2 separate regions of the Homo sapiens genome follow, and region 2 is linked to region 1. Evidence: read pairs that join two places in POLR2A ChIA-PET (ENCODE). Cell type or tissue: Panc1. All regions are shown on one strand. Each heading gives the region's core, and the rest is flanking DNA. Links, peaks and the distances in the headings are about the cores only.

Region 1 (7,709 bases), core at 1,313-5,312:
TTTCATACCAAATCGTTTATTGTCATTCATTTGTATGATTATTGTAAAGTTTACCCATTTTTATTTTACAATGATTTGTATTCATTCATTTTCTGACACACTTATTCCAGCTCAGGGCTGTGGGTGCCCGGAGCCTATCCTGGCAGCTCATGGTACAAGGTGGAAACCAGCTCTAGACCAGACACTATTTCATCACAGGAAGCACTCACACACACTCATTGTCTACTGGGACCATGTAGACACACCAGTGAACCTAACATACACATCTTTGGCATGTGGGAGGAAACCAGAGTACCTGGAGAAAACCCCTATGAACATGGGAAGAGCATGTACAAACTCCACACGGCCAATGGCCTCAAACAGGAATTGATTTTTTCCTCATGAACAGTATAACGAAATGACATTGTACAAAATTATGTTATTGGAAGACTTCCTGTACCTGAGATTCATTTCTATAAAAGCTGTGTGGGTTGATTAGCACCTAGACGGTCAATCCCACAAGCATCTCAAACTCAAATACCCAAAACTGAACTCAGCTTTTCCCCCAAACCTGCAATATTACCAATTTTAGAGAGTGGCCTCATTATTTAAACCTGCCAGAAACCTGAGTAAATTAAAGACTTCTTCATCTTCCTCACAGTTACACATTCAAAACATTTCGTTAAAATCTCTTGAATCCATCCTCTCTTCTTTATCTGTTATGATTATGCATCTTTACTGTATGCTGGATGTGTTCTATTTTTACTATTCCATTTCCCTAGGTTGGGCCCTAATGCCTTCTTGTCTGGATTGTAAGAAGTCTCCCAGATGGCCTCCTAGTTTGTCTGTCTTCGGTTTATTCTCCACATTGCTGCTAATGATCCTTCTAAAATGGAAATCTGATTACTCTTCTGTGTATTTTTAAATTGATATCTAAAAGTTTTTATTATAAACTTAAACAAATGCAAAGAATATAATTTCTGACCATATTGGGAATATTGACATTTTAAAAATAAAAATGCTATATCACTCCTTTAAGTGTATCTAATATAATTTAAATACTATAGTGATTTGATAATCACATCATCCATTTTTTAGAAAAATACAAACTCCTCTTTATCTGCTGGACATTCCATATAGCTGCTTTTTCCTCTTGAATTTATTTCCATTTCATTTCTCCTACAGAATTTCTCCTAATGTAATTTAATTTTATGCTTGAAAAGCTCTTTTACTGATCACTCTGTCATACCCTTCTGTGTCAAAAAATGTGTTTAAATTGCTGTTTTCTGTCATAAGCCTCCAAGTATTAAAACTTCTTTATGGATTGAATTTTCAATTCAATTATTAGTACTATATGATTGATTAAAACAATATAGATTACCAATTTTGATAATTATTAACCAAAAGTAAAATTTTATTGGAAGTCCATCTTTTTAAAGAGATGAATTTGGGTGTTTATGGTCCCTTTATTGAAGGAATTATTTAATTATCTCTTAGTTAAGGTTCCACCAGTTTATTTGTTTTTATTTAAAAATATTTGATACCCAAAAGTTTTTATTCTTTGGATCAGTGCAAGGTTTAAGATTGGGGCACGGGAATGCCTTTCTTTTATAAAGTGGAAGAAAGGAAGTGATGAAGGGAAAGGGAAAAAGTGGTACCTCAACCTTCTCAGAGACATCAGGTTTTTCAGACAGGTGAGTTTTAGAAATGCGTATATAGTCATCCAATTGCTTATAAATGGAGATAACATTTTGAGAAATGCATCATTAGGTGATTTTATCATTGTGCAAACATCACAGAGTATAAACACAAAGCTAGATAGTGTAACTACTACACACCTAAGCTATATATTTTTCCTAGGCTATAAACCTGTGTAGCATATTACTGTATTGAATACCGTAGGCAACTGTAACACAATGGTAAGTATTTGTGTATTTAAACATAGAAAAGGTTCAGTAAAAATAGGATATAAAAGATAAAAAATGGTAACACCTGTGGAGGGTGCTTACTATGAATGGGAGCTTGCAGGACTGGGGGTTGCTGTGAGTGAATCAGTGAGTGAGTAGTCAGTCAGCACGAAGACCTGGGACATTATACTACTGTAGACTTTATAAACACTCTATACTTAGGCTGCATTAAATTGATTAAAAAATACTTTCTTCAATAATAAATTAACCTTAGCTTACTGTAACTTTTAAACTTACAAACATCTTAAATTTTTTAACTTTTTGACCCTTGTGGTAACAGGTAGCATAAAGCACAGACACATTGTATAATTGTACAAAATATTTTATTTCTTCATATTCTTATTCTATAAGTTTTTTTATTTTAAATGTTTTTCTTTTCTTAACTTTTCAAACCTTTTGTTAAAAACTAAGACACAATAGGAATTTTTAAGCTCCATTATAATGTTGTAAGACTACCATTGTGTATGCGGTCTGTCTTTGGCCAAAATGCCATTACATGGCATATGACTGTATATCGTAGTTGAGTACAGTAGTACCTCCTTATCCTTGAAGGATATGTTCCAAGACCCAACCCTATGTATGCTGTGTTTTTTACTATACAGACACATACCTATGATTAAGTTTAGGCACAGTAAGAGATTAACAATAACTAATAATAACATAGAACAATTATAACGATATTCTGTAATAAAAGTTATGTGAAGGTGGCCTCTCGGAATATCTCATGGTGCTATATACTTGCCCTTCTCATGATGATGTGAGATGATATAATACCTACAACATGAAGAGATGAAGTGAGATGAATGACGTAGGCAGGCACTGTGATATAACATTAGGCTACTACTTCCAACTATGTGACAGACAAAGCAGCTTCTATGTGATATAACATTAGGCTACTACTCCCAACTATGTGACAGACACAGCAGCTAAGTGACTAAAGAGCAGGTAACGTCTATGGCACTGCTACTCTGGACACAGGGATGATTCATATCCTGGACAGGTCAGGGTAGGACAGTGTGAAATTTTCTTGCCACTCAAAATGGCACACAATTTAAAACATGAATTGTTTATTTCTGGAATTTTCAGTTTAATAGTTTCAGACCGTTGTTGACTATAGGCAACTGAAACCACAAAAAGCGAAACCACGGGTGAGGGGTAACTACTGTATCTGGAAATTGAGTCTCTGAAAACTCTCATGTTCTTGTATACTACTTGGAATATGTGCATGTAACTCCAGGGGCTTAAGTTGTACAATGAGGAAATAATAGCTTTTTCCAAATGTGTTGTGGAGGAAAGCATTACAGTTTCATGTTCATAACACAATAAGGATCCAAAAGTAGCTTAGGGTGGTTCATCAGTGAAGTGTGTATTGCAGGGATTGCATAAGTAGAGGGGTAGGCAAGGACCAATCACTCACCATTCATTGGTGTTTGGATGTTAATTATAGGCAGTGAGGCAGAGTTAAAGAGTCATTGTTTAATTGTAAAAAATTGTAGGTTTTTTGGAGTGTATCATCTTCATTTCAACCAAGTTGTTCAAAAGTCCCTTTTGAGTTTTTATTTTGCAGTTGATTTTTTTTTTTAATTCCAAAACGTGTATATTTACATAACCTTTGAACAGAGGCTTTTGTTTTTACACACTTATTCCGTAGGTTAATACTTGTGACCTCAACATAACTATTGCATTTTTGGCGGGGGGGTGGGGGGTGGGGACGGAGTGTCGCTGTGTTGCCCAGGCTGGAGTGCAGTGGCGAGGTCTCAGCTCGCGGCACGCTCCGCCTCCCAGGTTCACTCTATTCTCCTGCCTCAGCCTCCGAGTAGCTGGGACTACAGGCGCCTGCCACCACGCCTGGCTAATTTTTTTTTTATGTATTTTTAGTAGAGACGGGGTTTCACCGTGTTAGCCAGGATGGTCTCGATCTCCTGACCTCGTGGTCCGCCTGCCTCTGCCTCCCGAAGTGCTGGGATTACAGGTGTGAGAGACCGCGCCCGGCCTATTGCATTCTTTTAGTGGTCTTTAACAGCTCCTTTACAATGATATGTGATGCTGAAATTATGACGTGATGGCCCCAGAACTAATTAAATTTGGATTAAATTTCTTTGGTGCCCTTCTGTTGATTCATTCAGATTATGTCTATGAACATCCAAATGTAGATTTGTCTGAGGTTATGTCAGGCTAAGATGTATTCTCCACATAGTACTTTTGATGAAAAGTGAGGATTCAGAGTACCCTAAAATGTGAGTTTGTTAATTATTTAAGATGCTTTCAATAGATTGTAAACTCAGTGTTTCCTCCAATGCTTATTGAACATTTGGTTTTCAGTAATTACTTGTTGAATGAATGTTTATTTTATATATTTAAAATGTCTTGATCACAAATCAGTATAATAAAAACAAATCTCTGAAGATGTCTTTACTATGTAGGAGCATAGTGCACATTAGACCTCTGACCCAAGCAGAATAAACTTTTCTTCTACCCTGAGTCTCTTGTTCTCTGTTCTAAATTCAGTGAAAATTTACCCATCTTTCAAGACCTCCTGTAAAGACTCCCTGACCCACTACCACTAGCCAGGGCTAATTAAATGTTTTCTAGGGGTAGGTACATAACACTTCACTTTACAATTTCTCTAATATAATTTAAGGTACTATAATTGCTGCTATTGACATTTTAGATTCCTACAATTTCAGCACTAAAGGAAAACAGAAGTAAATTTGGTGAATATGTTACTGGCTATAGTAGCTGCATTGACATATTATTTTCTTTGGCTCTTTGACCATTGGATTTTGTATGATGTTCTGGAATAAGAATTTAATTGAAGGGGATAGCAGTTTTAATGGAATGCTTTTGTGGTTGTCTCTTTGGTAGGAGAAGGGGGAAGATCTTTCTTAATATGCAGAGGCCTCTTGTTTCTTCTAATCTCAATGTACTAGTGAGAGTCTCCATTTTAGATAGTAAGCCCAAAGCTATACCTCCCCAGAAGTTGGAAGTGCTCTTTCATTTTTTCCTTAGGACTCCTTAATGAAATAACAGAAATGGTGTCTTCCATAGATATTAATAGTAAGTGGATCTATGTTAATATCTAAAGTTTCTTAAGGACAAATATTTACCTCTGAATTTGTTAAAAATGCTGAAATGTGATGCTGTATTGGAATTCTATAAGGAATTATCTTGTTTTAGGATGGTCTTCACAATACCCTCTTCAATCCCTTCTGACTGGTTATCAGTGCAGTGGTAATGATGAACACACTTCTTATGGAGAAACAGGAGTCCCAGTTCCTCCTTTTGGATGTACCTTCTCTTCTGGTAAGAGAATTACTATCTAGGCAAGGCTTGGACAGAAATGATCTATTTCACACTTATAGGGAAAATATACTAGAGTATTTCCCTTTCAAAGAAAAGTAAATTAGGTGGATGTTAGAGTTTTTGTAAAAACTGTTATCTTCTGATTTATAAAATAGACTTTTCTTAATCTCTATACATCATTAGCATAACTATATTTCCTCTAAAGCATAGGACTATTATAGCACTATTTTTAAAAAATCAATATAAGGAAGGGGTTGCAAAGGTTCAGCTACTATGAAAACTGTTTTATCCAGTAGATACATACCCTTTGATCTGGTTGAATGTATCTTTCTGTGACTCATTGGGGAATATATGAACAGAAATAGAAGTACTTCAGCCAGGCTCAGTGGCTCACACCTAAAATCCCAGCACTTTAGGACGCCAAGGTAGGTCTGGGCACAGTGGCTCACACTTGTAATCCCCGAACTTTGGGAGGCCAAGGCGGGTGGATCACTTGAGGTCAGGAGTTCAAGGCAGCCTGGCCAACATGGTGAAATCCCATCTCTACTAAAATTGCAAAAAATCAGCTGGGCGTGGTGGCGCACCCCTGTAATCCCAGCTACTTGGGATGCTGAGACAAGAGACTCACTTGAACCTGAGAGGCAGAGGTTGCAGTGAGCCAAGATCGTGCCATTGCATTCTAGCCTGGGTGACAGTGAGACTTCATCTCCAAAAAAAAAAAAAAAAAAGAAATAGAAGTATTTGTCTCCACCCATAATAGTTTGAGAGGAAAGAAAAAGTTGTGACAAGGAAATTTAAAACTAATAGACTCCTTATAAAAATTAGCCGGGCATGGTGGTGCATGCCTGTAGTCCCAGCTACTGGGGAGGCTGATGCAAGAGAATCGCTTGAACCTGGGAGGCGGAAGTTGCAGTGAGCTGAGATCACGCCACTGCATTCCTGCCTAGGTGACATAGCGAGACTGTCTCTCAAAAACTAATAGACTATTACATAGTCATGATTGTGGTAAAAATAAGTAAATAAAAATATGGTTAAAAAAACTAATAGACTCAGCCTGCTGGCAGCCTACATCATCATATGCCTTTGTTTGCCATTGGCCAGTACCACTCTTGTTTTAAGTACTACCCTCGATTTAGCCCTTCTCTAAATAAGAGATTATCTGAAGAAAATTTTGGTGGTTTTGAGTAAGCTTAAAAATTTTTGTAGCTAGGCATGGTGGCTCACGCCTGTAATCCCAGCACTTTGGGAGGCTGAGGTGGGTGGATCACTTGAGGTCAGGAGTTCGAGAGCAGCCTGACCAGCATGGTGAAACCCCATCTCTAGTAAAAATACAAAATTAGCTGGGCGTGGTGGCGCATGCCTGTAATCCCACCTACTTGGGATGCTGAGGCAGGAGAATCACTTGAACCCAGGAGGTGGAGGTTGCAGTGAGCCAAACTGCACTATTGCACTCCAGTCTGGGTGACAGAGCAAGACTCCGTCTGAAAAAAAAAAAAAAAATTGTGTTACTCTATATATTTTTTTCTTTATTTCTGCTTTAGCTCCCAATATGGAACATGTACTAGCAGTTGCCAATGAAGAAGGCTTTGTTCGATTGTATAACACAGAATCACAAAGTTTCAGAAAGAAGTGCTTCAAAGGTAAGTCTAGGTCTACAATTTTTGTTTTAACATTTAAAAAACTTTACACATCCTCAAGTATATTATTATTTGAACACATTCTGTTTTAGTCTGTCTTCTGTTGCTATAAAGGAATAACTGAGACTGGGTAGTTTATATAGAAAAAGTTTACTTGGTGTGTGATTCTGCTGGCTAGAATAGTAGACATCTGGTGAAGGCCTCAGGCTGCCCCCACTCCTGGCAGAAGGCAAAGAGGAGCCCATGAATACAGAGGTCACATGGCAAGAGAAGGGTGTACTACCAAGCTCTTTTTTAACAATCAGCTCTCCAGGGAACTAATAGAGTGAGAACTCACTCATCTTTTCACCTCTTAGGGAGGGCGTTAATCTGTTCATGAGGGATCCACCCCCATGACCCAAATGCCTCCCATTAGGTCCCACTTCCAACTTTGGGGATTAAATTATAACATGAGATTTGGGAAGGGACAAACATCTGTAGTATATATAACACATTCCCAATGATATTAACTTCTGATTAAGTCTTTTTAGGGACCAGATTAGATGTGAATGGTGGACTGCCTATCTGTCAATAACTGTTAACTGTGACAATGCCTTTACTCAAAGTTAAGAAAAATACTTTTTAGGATTAAAAACAATTCTTCAAAAAGTTAAATCTTTAACACTTAATGTGATTAGAGAAGTGTTGCTTTAAAATACTTATATTAATCAAGCATTTTTCATGTTTAAAGCAAAGTTCTAACCTTAAGAAGCTGATAATTTGGAACCCATAAGTCAAGTGTTGAAATAACTGAAATAAAACAAAGACTATAAATGATGTAGAA
Region 2 (7,709 bases), core at 1,778-5,777, 230 kb after region 1:
CTTTCCTCGAAGCTTCAAATTTAGCTCATTCATATGCTGTGTGATATCAATGAGAAAACAAAATCACACTGCTGTTTTTGGTCTTTTATTATTAAATATTTGGAAAGTATTCCTTTTGTTTCAAGAAAATTTTAAATGAGAATTAACAGTACATTAAACCTTTGTAAAGATCTCTCCACTACTCAACCAATGGGCATTGGAAAAGAGCACAAGATCATTACATTTACTTTCTTTTATGTATTTCTACAGTTCTACGAGCTGATGATTCATAGCATTTGCACATATATTTAACAACTGTATCATGACACTGTTCAGAAAACTGAACATAAATATCTTCAATATGTATAAGAGCAACAAAGTAATAGAAGAAATATCAGTTTCTTGCTTTAAAATTGCAATAAATCTAGACTTTTGATTTAACATAGCCAGAGCACCCTTCTTTGTGATAGAATCTGTGTTATATCTAGCTGACTGTTTTCTTTGACAGGAATAAAAGACTCAAAAACATCTACACCAGTCAGTTCACTAAATAGGCTGCAAAATAGCAATACTTGTTTTTTATAAGTTTGAAAGTCCTTTTAAGACAAAACACATTCAAAGTATTAATTGAGCAGGTCCTCTTATATAACTTCTCAAAGTAGAAGAAAGTCCTTGTAATTTTCCAAAACTTAAATCAATTGAACTTTGGTATTGTTAGAAAAATTTTGTATTCAATAGGCAGTTGTTTGGCAGGTTAAATTGAAGGGCTTTCATTCCCCTCCTCCCAGTTTTACTGAGGTATAATTAACAAAAATCGCATATATTTAAGATGTATGATGCGATGATTTGATATACGTATATATTGTGAAATGACTACCACAATCAAGCTAACATACCTATCACCTCACATAACAACGCTTTTTTGTGTGTGTGGTGAGAACACTTAAGATAAACTCTGTTAGCAAATTTTAAGTATACACTACATTATTATTAACTATAGTCATCATGCTATACATTAGATCTTCAGAATTTATTGATCTTATAAAGGAAAGTTTGTACCCTTTGACCAGTATCTCCCTATTTCCCTCACCCTCCATCCCTGGTAACAACCATTCAACTCACTGTTTTTATTTTATTTATTTTTAATTGTTATTATTTTATTTATTTATTTATTTTTTGAGATGGAGTCTTGCTCTGTCACCCAGGCTGGAGTGCAGTGGCACAATCTTGGCTCACGGCAACCTCTGCCTCCCAAGTTCCAGCGATTCTCCTGCCTCAGCCTCCCGAGTAGCTGGGACTACAGGCATGCGCCACCACACCCAGCTAATTTTTGTATTTTTTAGTAGAGACAGGGTTTCACCACATTGGCCAGGCTGGTCTCAAACACTTGACCTTGTGATCCACCCGCCTTGGCCTCCCAAAGTGCTGGAATTACAGGTGTGAGCCACCGTGCCCGGCCTATTTTTTTTTTTTTTTCAGACTGAGTCTCGCTGTGTTGCCCAGGCTGGAGGGCAGTGGCGCAATCTCGGCTCACTGCAACCTGTGCCTCCCAGGTTCCAGCGATTCTCCTGCCTCAGCCTCTTGAATAGCTGGGACTACAGGCACACGCCACCACACCCAGCTAATTTTTGTATTTTTAGTAGAGATAGGGTTTCACCATATTGGCCAGGCTGGTCTCGAACTCCTGGCCTCAGGTGATCCAGCAGCCTTGGCCTCCCAAAGTGCTGGGATTACAGTCATGAGCCACCATGCCTGGCCAACCCACTGTTTTTATGTTTGACTTTTTTAGATTTCACATAAGTGAGGTCACACATTATTTGCCTTTCTGTGTCTAGCTTTTTTCACTTAGCATAATGTCCTCCAGGTTCATCTATGTTGTCACAAATGACAGGATTTTCTTTTATTTTTTAGGCTGAATAATATTCCTGTGTGTGTGTATCATATTTTCTTTATCAATTCATCTATCAATGGTCATATAATGCTGCAGTGAATGAAGTGCCGATATCTCTTTCAGATACTGATTTCATTTCCTTTGGATATATACCCAGAAATGGGGTTGCTTGATCATACGATAGTTCTATTTTTTGATTGTTTTAGGAACCTCTGTGCTGTTTTCCGTAATGGCTGTACTATGCTTTAACTTTTTGTAAAATATATTTTACATTTTTTCTTATACTTTTCCACCAATATATCCATGACTAAAATAATAATTTCTTTTATTACCTCTCTATCTAAAAATGACTTTCTTTTTTGTGTAAGAATCTATGTCATCTTATAGTAGGCCAACATTATATGCTCAGATACCGCGAAAAATTGTTTAAAATATTTGTTGGGCATATAATTCTAATTTCAGGCAACCAATATTAATTCTTTTTTAACTGCTGAGAGTAAATGTCTTACCAAGTTCACTATATATTTGCTGAAAATGTCTCATACTATTGTTTACTTCTTTTTTTGGGTGGGGGGATGGAGTCTTGCTCTGTTGCCCAGGCTGGATTGCATTGGTGCCATCTTGGCTTACTGCAACCTCTGCCTCCTGGGTTCAAGCCTGCCTCAGCCTCCCAAGTAGCTGGGAGTACAGGCGTGTGCTCCATGCCTGGCTAATTTTTGTATTTTTAGTAGAGACGGGGTTTCGCCATGTTGGCCAGGCTGGTCTCGAACTCCTTTCCTGAAGTGATCCACCTGCCTCAGCCTCCCAAAGTGCTGGGAGTACAGGTGTGAGCCACCGCACCCGGCCTGTTTACTTTATATTTTTAAATAAAATAAACAGCTTTTAAATTTTGCTCTGCTGCAGCAAATTGCAATTGCTGTTCACTTTGTAAATTTGTGACTTGACTTCTTCCAGTCTCTTTTTTGTTGAGACAGTGTCTGCTGTGTCGCCCAGGCTGGATTGCAGTGCCCCAATCATGGTTCACTGCATCCTCAACTTCCTAGGATCCAGCGATCCTCCCACCTCTGCCTCCCAAGTAGCTGGGACTACAGGTGTGCATCACCATGCCTGGCTAACTTTTTGTATTTTTTGTAGATATGGGGTTTCATTATGTTGCCCAGGCTGGTCTCAAACTCCGAGGCTCAAACGATCCTCCTGTCTCAGCCTCCCAAAATGCTGGTATTATAGGCATGAGCCACCGCACCCTGCCAGTCTCTTTTCTTTTCCTTCTTTTTGAGACAGAGTCTTGCTCTGTCGCCCAGGCTGGAATGCAGTGGCAGTGGCACAATCTAGGCTCACTGCAACCTCCACCTTCTGGGTTCAAGGGATTCTCCTGTCTCAGCCTCCTGAGTAGCTGGGATTACAGGCGCGTGCCCCCATGTCTGGCTAATTTTTGTATTTTTAGTAGAGACTATTTTGGTATAGGGCTTCACCATCTTGGCCAGGCTGGTCTCGAACTCCTGATCTCAGGGGATCTGCCCGCCTCATCCTCCCAAAGTGCTGGGATTACAGGCGTGAGCCACTGTGCACAGCCCAGTCTCTTTTCTTTACGGTCCCAGTCAAAGTACTTATTAGCTACTGAATCCCTATTCAATTCTGTATCGGTAGAATGTCTTCATTTTAAATATTAAAAATTTTCCATACTCACTTTTTAAACTAAAAACCTAGTTTATTATATAATAATTAAAATTAAAATATGCATTTTAATTATTTATATTATTGTTATATATTATTTATATTATTGTTTATATTAATTATTTATATTATTGTTACAATGTAACAATATTTTCCACACTGTGTTTAATGGAAAAATGATTTTCAGTGTCTCAGGTTTTTGATTAAAATTAAATATAAAATTCAATTCCTCAGTCACACTAGTCACATTTCAAATGCTCAGTAGCCACATTTGTCTAGTGGCTAACATATATTCGACAACACAGCTCTAGAATGTCTCTTAGTGGCAGAAGCTGAGCTATGATTCAAATCTTGATTCTAAGTCAGTATCCCTTCCTCTACCCCTCATTGCCTCTCAAGCAAGGAGTTCTGGCTGCTAGGAGACATCCTTGTGGCCTCCCAGGTTCAAGGTCTATAAACTGGGTCAAGAGATCCAACCAAGACTCCAGGCAAGTAAGAGGCTGAAAGGAGAGGCACGGGTCTACTGAGAAGTGAAAGGAGACAAGTGAAGCATAAACCACTTCTGATAGTTGTGGTCCAAGGACACACAAAGACCTAGGCTCAATAAAAGCAAGAAAAAGCAGAAAAGAATGGAGCTTCAAGTTCAGTTCTGAGATGACCGTTGTCCAAAAATGAGGTAAGAGGAAAGGCTGAAAGCTGGAGATGCCCTTCTATTCTTTTATTCTCATGAGTTTCTCTCCTTACTCTGCAGTTTGTCTGCACCTTCCAGTATTTGGTTCCTCCAGATGGCCCATCTCTTCTCTTTTCTTTTAGTGTTTGTGCCTTCTAGGTGGGTTTCTATTTTTTCACAAGTTGTACAGTTCCCTACGTTTTGCAAACCTTTCCCTCTCCTCCCTGGACTAGTGCCTTTAGGTCCAGTCCATTCAGAAAATCACTCCATTATTAAAAATACTCAGAATGCACTTTCTACCTAAATTGATTTTTATTCTACTTGGGGTTTGTTGGATTTCTTGAATGTGTGAGTTTATAGTTTTCATCAAATTTGAAAAATGTTCTGCCATTATTTCTTCAAATAGTATTTCTGTTCTCTCAGCCCTCTTTTAGGATTTTAGTGACACTATTTTAGACCATTTGACTTTTTCTCATGGGTAACTGATGTTCTATTTGTCTTTTTTTTTTTTTTTGATAGGAGAATATGCGATTGGGTAACAAGAACTATAAAAAAACTATTGTCAATATGTTTAAGAATTTAAGGGAAAACATAAAAAATGTTGAGGAACAAAATGGAAACTATAAAAAAGAATACAATGGAATTTCTAGAGTTGAAAAGTACAATATCTGAAATTAAAAATTCATTGAATGGGCTATCTCACTCTGTTCCCCAGGCTGGAGTGCAGTGGGGCAATCTTGGCTCACTGCAACCTCCGCCTCTCAGGTTCAAGTGATTTTCATGCCTCAGCCTCCCAAGTAGCTGGGACTACAGGTGCATGCTGCCACGCCCAGCTAATTTTTTTGTTATTTTTAGTAGAGACAGGGTTTCACCATGTTGGCTAGGCTGGTCTCAAACTCCTGGCCTCAAGTGATCCTCCTGCCTCGGCCTCCCAAAGTGCTGGGATTACAGGCATGGGCCAATGTGCCTAACCTGTCTTTTTCTCTTTTCTTCTAGTTTTCATCCTCTCTGCCATATGGATAGTTACTGTTGCTATATGTTCAAGTCCACTGATCTTTTCTTCTTCATTACTTAAGCTGCTGTTAAGCCCATTCAATAAATGTTTTATTTCAGATATTGTACTTTTCAGCTCTAGAAATTCCATTGTATTCTGTTTTATAGTTGCAATTTTGCTCAACATTTTTATGTTTTCCTTTAAATTCTTAAACATATTGACAATAGCTTTTTTTATAGTTCTTGTTACCCAATTGCATATTCTTCTATTATTTCTGGGTCTGTTTCTGTTAACTGATTTTTTTTCTCTCGTTTATGAACCACATTTTCCTTCTTCTTTGGATATCTAGTAATTTTTGATTGGATGTTGGATACTGGATTTCTATATGGCTTGGTGTCTGGTCAAAACTAGCAGATCAGTTTGATCTTTTTTGATGCTTGCTTTTAAGATTGGTTAGGGAAGGTCTAGAGTAGCCTTTACTTTAGGGCTAGTTTTGCCCTACTGCATATACATGAAGCCCTTCTGGGGTCTTTTCTGAATGCCACAGGGGTTCAACAAGGTCTCTCCATTCTCCCTGGTTGGAACTAGAATGTTTCCCAGCCCAGTGGGAGCTCAGGAAATTGTTTAGCTTACAGCTCCCTAAGAGTTTTTTTAGTTATTTATTTTTGCCCAGTGTCATGGAGTTGCATGGACTCAAGGGGGCTCAAGATTTCTGGAGCTCTTTCTCTGCATACCTCTGTCTTCTCTGGTATTCTGCCTCACAAATTCCAGCCTCCTCAGTCTCCTCAAACTCTGATCTTTTTTGTCCTCCTCATAGCAAGATTGTCATGTCTACTTGGGTCCCCTTCTTTGTGGTCTGGAAAGTGCCTCCAGGCAGAAAGCCAGGAATATTGTAGGGATCTTTTCATTTCTTTCTCTTTTCTCAGGGATCACAATTCCTCACTGTGTATTGTCCAATGAAAACAACTGTTTCATACATTATGGCCAATTTTCTAGTTGTTACCGGTGAGAGGGCAAGTCAAATTCCAGTTAATTTTCATGTCTGGAAGTTGAAGTTTCTTCATAGCAATCAGTTTTTGCACTGCTGGAATTGTTCTTGATAAGTCAATACAGGTATTTTCCAGAGAAGTCCAAGTGTCTTCTCTTTCTTTCTTCCCTGCTGCTACTGACAGATTACTTCCTAGTCTATGCTTTTTCCCCTCAAGCATCTAAGGAATTACATTTCCCTTGTTTTGTTACAGCAACCCATCTGTTCCTCTAGCTTTCCTCTGCTGGTGCTACTTCAGTGTCACTTTTCCTGTGATGGGTAATCTCTGGGGGTAGTGCTTGAGGCTCTCCATTATTCAGCTCCTTTTGGGGATTCCTACTTTGGTGCATGAGGCTTTGCAGTCATCTGCTGGCTGGATCAAGTGCATGCTGAAAAAGACTTGCTCCATATTCAATTTCCCCTTTTGTAAGTGCCCAAATATCAGCTCAAGCTCATCATTTCTAAAATATATAGACCCTACTTTCCTCATTCCAAAATTAAAAAAATATATATTATACATACACATCATTTCCTACATACAAACTGTAGAGAATAATATAATAAACATATATCAATCCAACATCTAGCTGAAAAAAAAAAAGCATTCAGATATAGCCGAAACCCTCAGTGTATCCCTCTCATTTATATTTTCCTTCCTGCCTTCCTTCTAGGAAGTAACCAGTTTTCGAATTTGGTGTTTTCAATTCCCATTATATATACAGGAATGTTTCGGAATATATACATATATATATAAAATTGTGTGTGCATGCATACATTTACATGCACTATATATCCCTAAACAATAAAAAGTATTTTACATGTTTTTAGCTCCACTCATTCTTCCATCCAGGGTTATAGCTTTTCTGAGCTTCTGTGTCTGAATGCAACAGACAAAACAAAGAGACACTCAACAGGACTCTTTGCCAGGGGCTAAGCGTTTTCCCAGTAGAGTGGTTATCTTACGGGGGTGGGGAGAAAAAGGAGCCAGTACAACTGCTTGACTCAATATACAGCCATGATCCTCTTAGGAGAAGGGCAATTCTGGCTACAGCAAGAGTTTGCCATTTGGTTTTGTTGCCTGAACTCATGGCAGAATTCTGGGAAGAACAAAAGGGTTACAAGGAAGAACTAACTGTGCAACTACTACTGATGCTACCACCGCCTCAAGTACCATCACATCTGTCTCACATGCCCATTATGAGTCAGGAACTGTTGTAAGTGTTTTTCAAAGCATTATCTTCTGATTACCAAAACAGTCCTCAGAGTAAAGAAACTAAGGCTACAAAGAACCTTAACCATACCTTTTTCCTGAATATCAGACCCTCATTCCAAGTGTTAATGAGCATCTTTATTCAGAGAGTGCACAGACATGTTAAACACATGTCTAAAATTTTGCCCTGCCTGTAGCTTCTACCCTCTTTTCCTCCCAGTTAACAGATGTGAGATTAAACCTCTTAGATCAAAGTCTAATCAA

Evidence for each region. Peaks named below come from ENCODE experiments on the same cell type or tissue, not always from the same donor. Only the 100,000 strongest peaks of a DNase experiment are listed, where the experiment ranks them.
Region 2: POLR2A ChIA-PET joins it to region 1 with 5 read pairs; 2 of 35 experiments call an interaction of 5 or more read pairs at or near these places.

The regions. Positions count from the first base shown.
Region 1 is chr1:212,037,870-212,045,578 of GRCh38, forward strand. It overlaps DTL (denticleless E3 ubiquitin protein ligase adapter), which reads left to right. Exons shown (of 15, transcript NM_016448.4): 2 at 5,124-5,249; 3 at 6,791-6,889. Among named protein-coding and RNA genes, the nearest start is that of DTL, 6.0 kb to the left of the region's middle. In Panc1, for the core only: no CTCF peak of the experiment used is centred there; a DNase peak (open chromatin) is centred at 2,897; H3K4me3 peaks cover 930 bases; H3K27ac peaks cover 2,932 bases.
Region 2 is chr1:212,263,582-212,271,290 of GRCh38, forward strand. All of the region lies in intron 1 of LINC02608 (long intergenic non-protein coding RNA 2608), which reads right to left. Among named protein-coding and RNA genes, the nearest start is that of LINC02608, 18 kb to the right of the region's middle. In Panc1, for the core only: no CTCF peak of the experiment used is centred there; no DNase peak of the experiment used is centred there; H3K27me3 peaks cover 812 bases.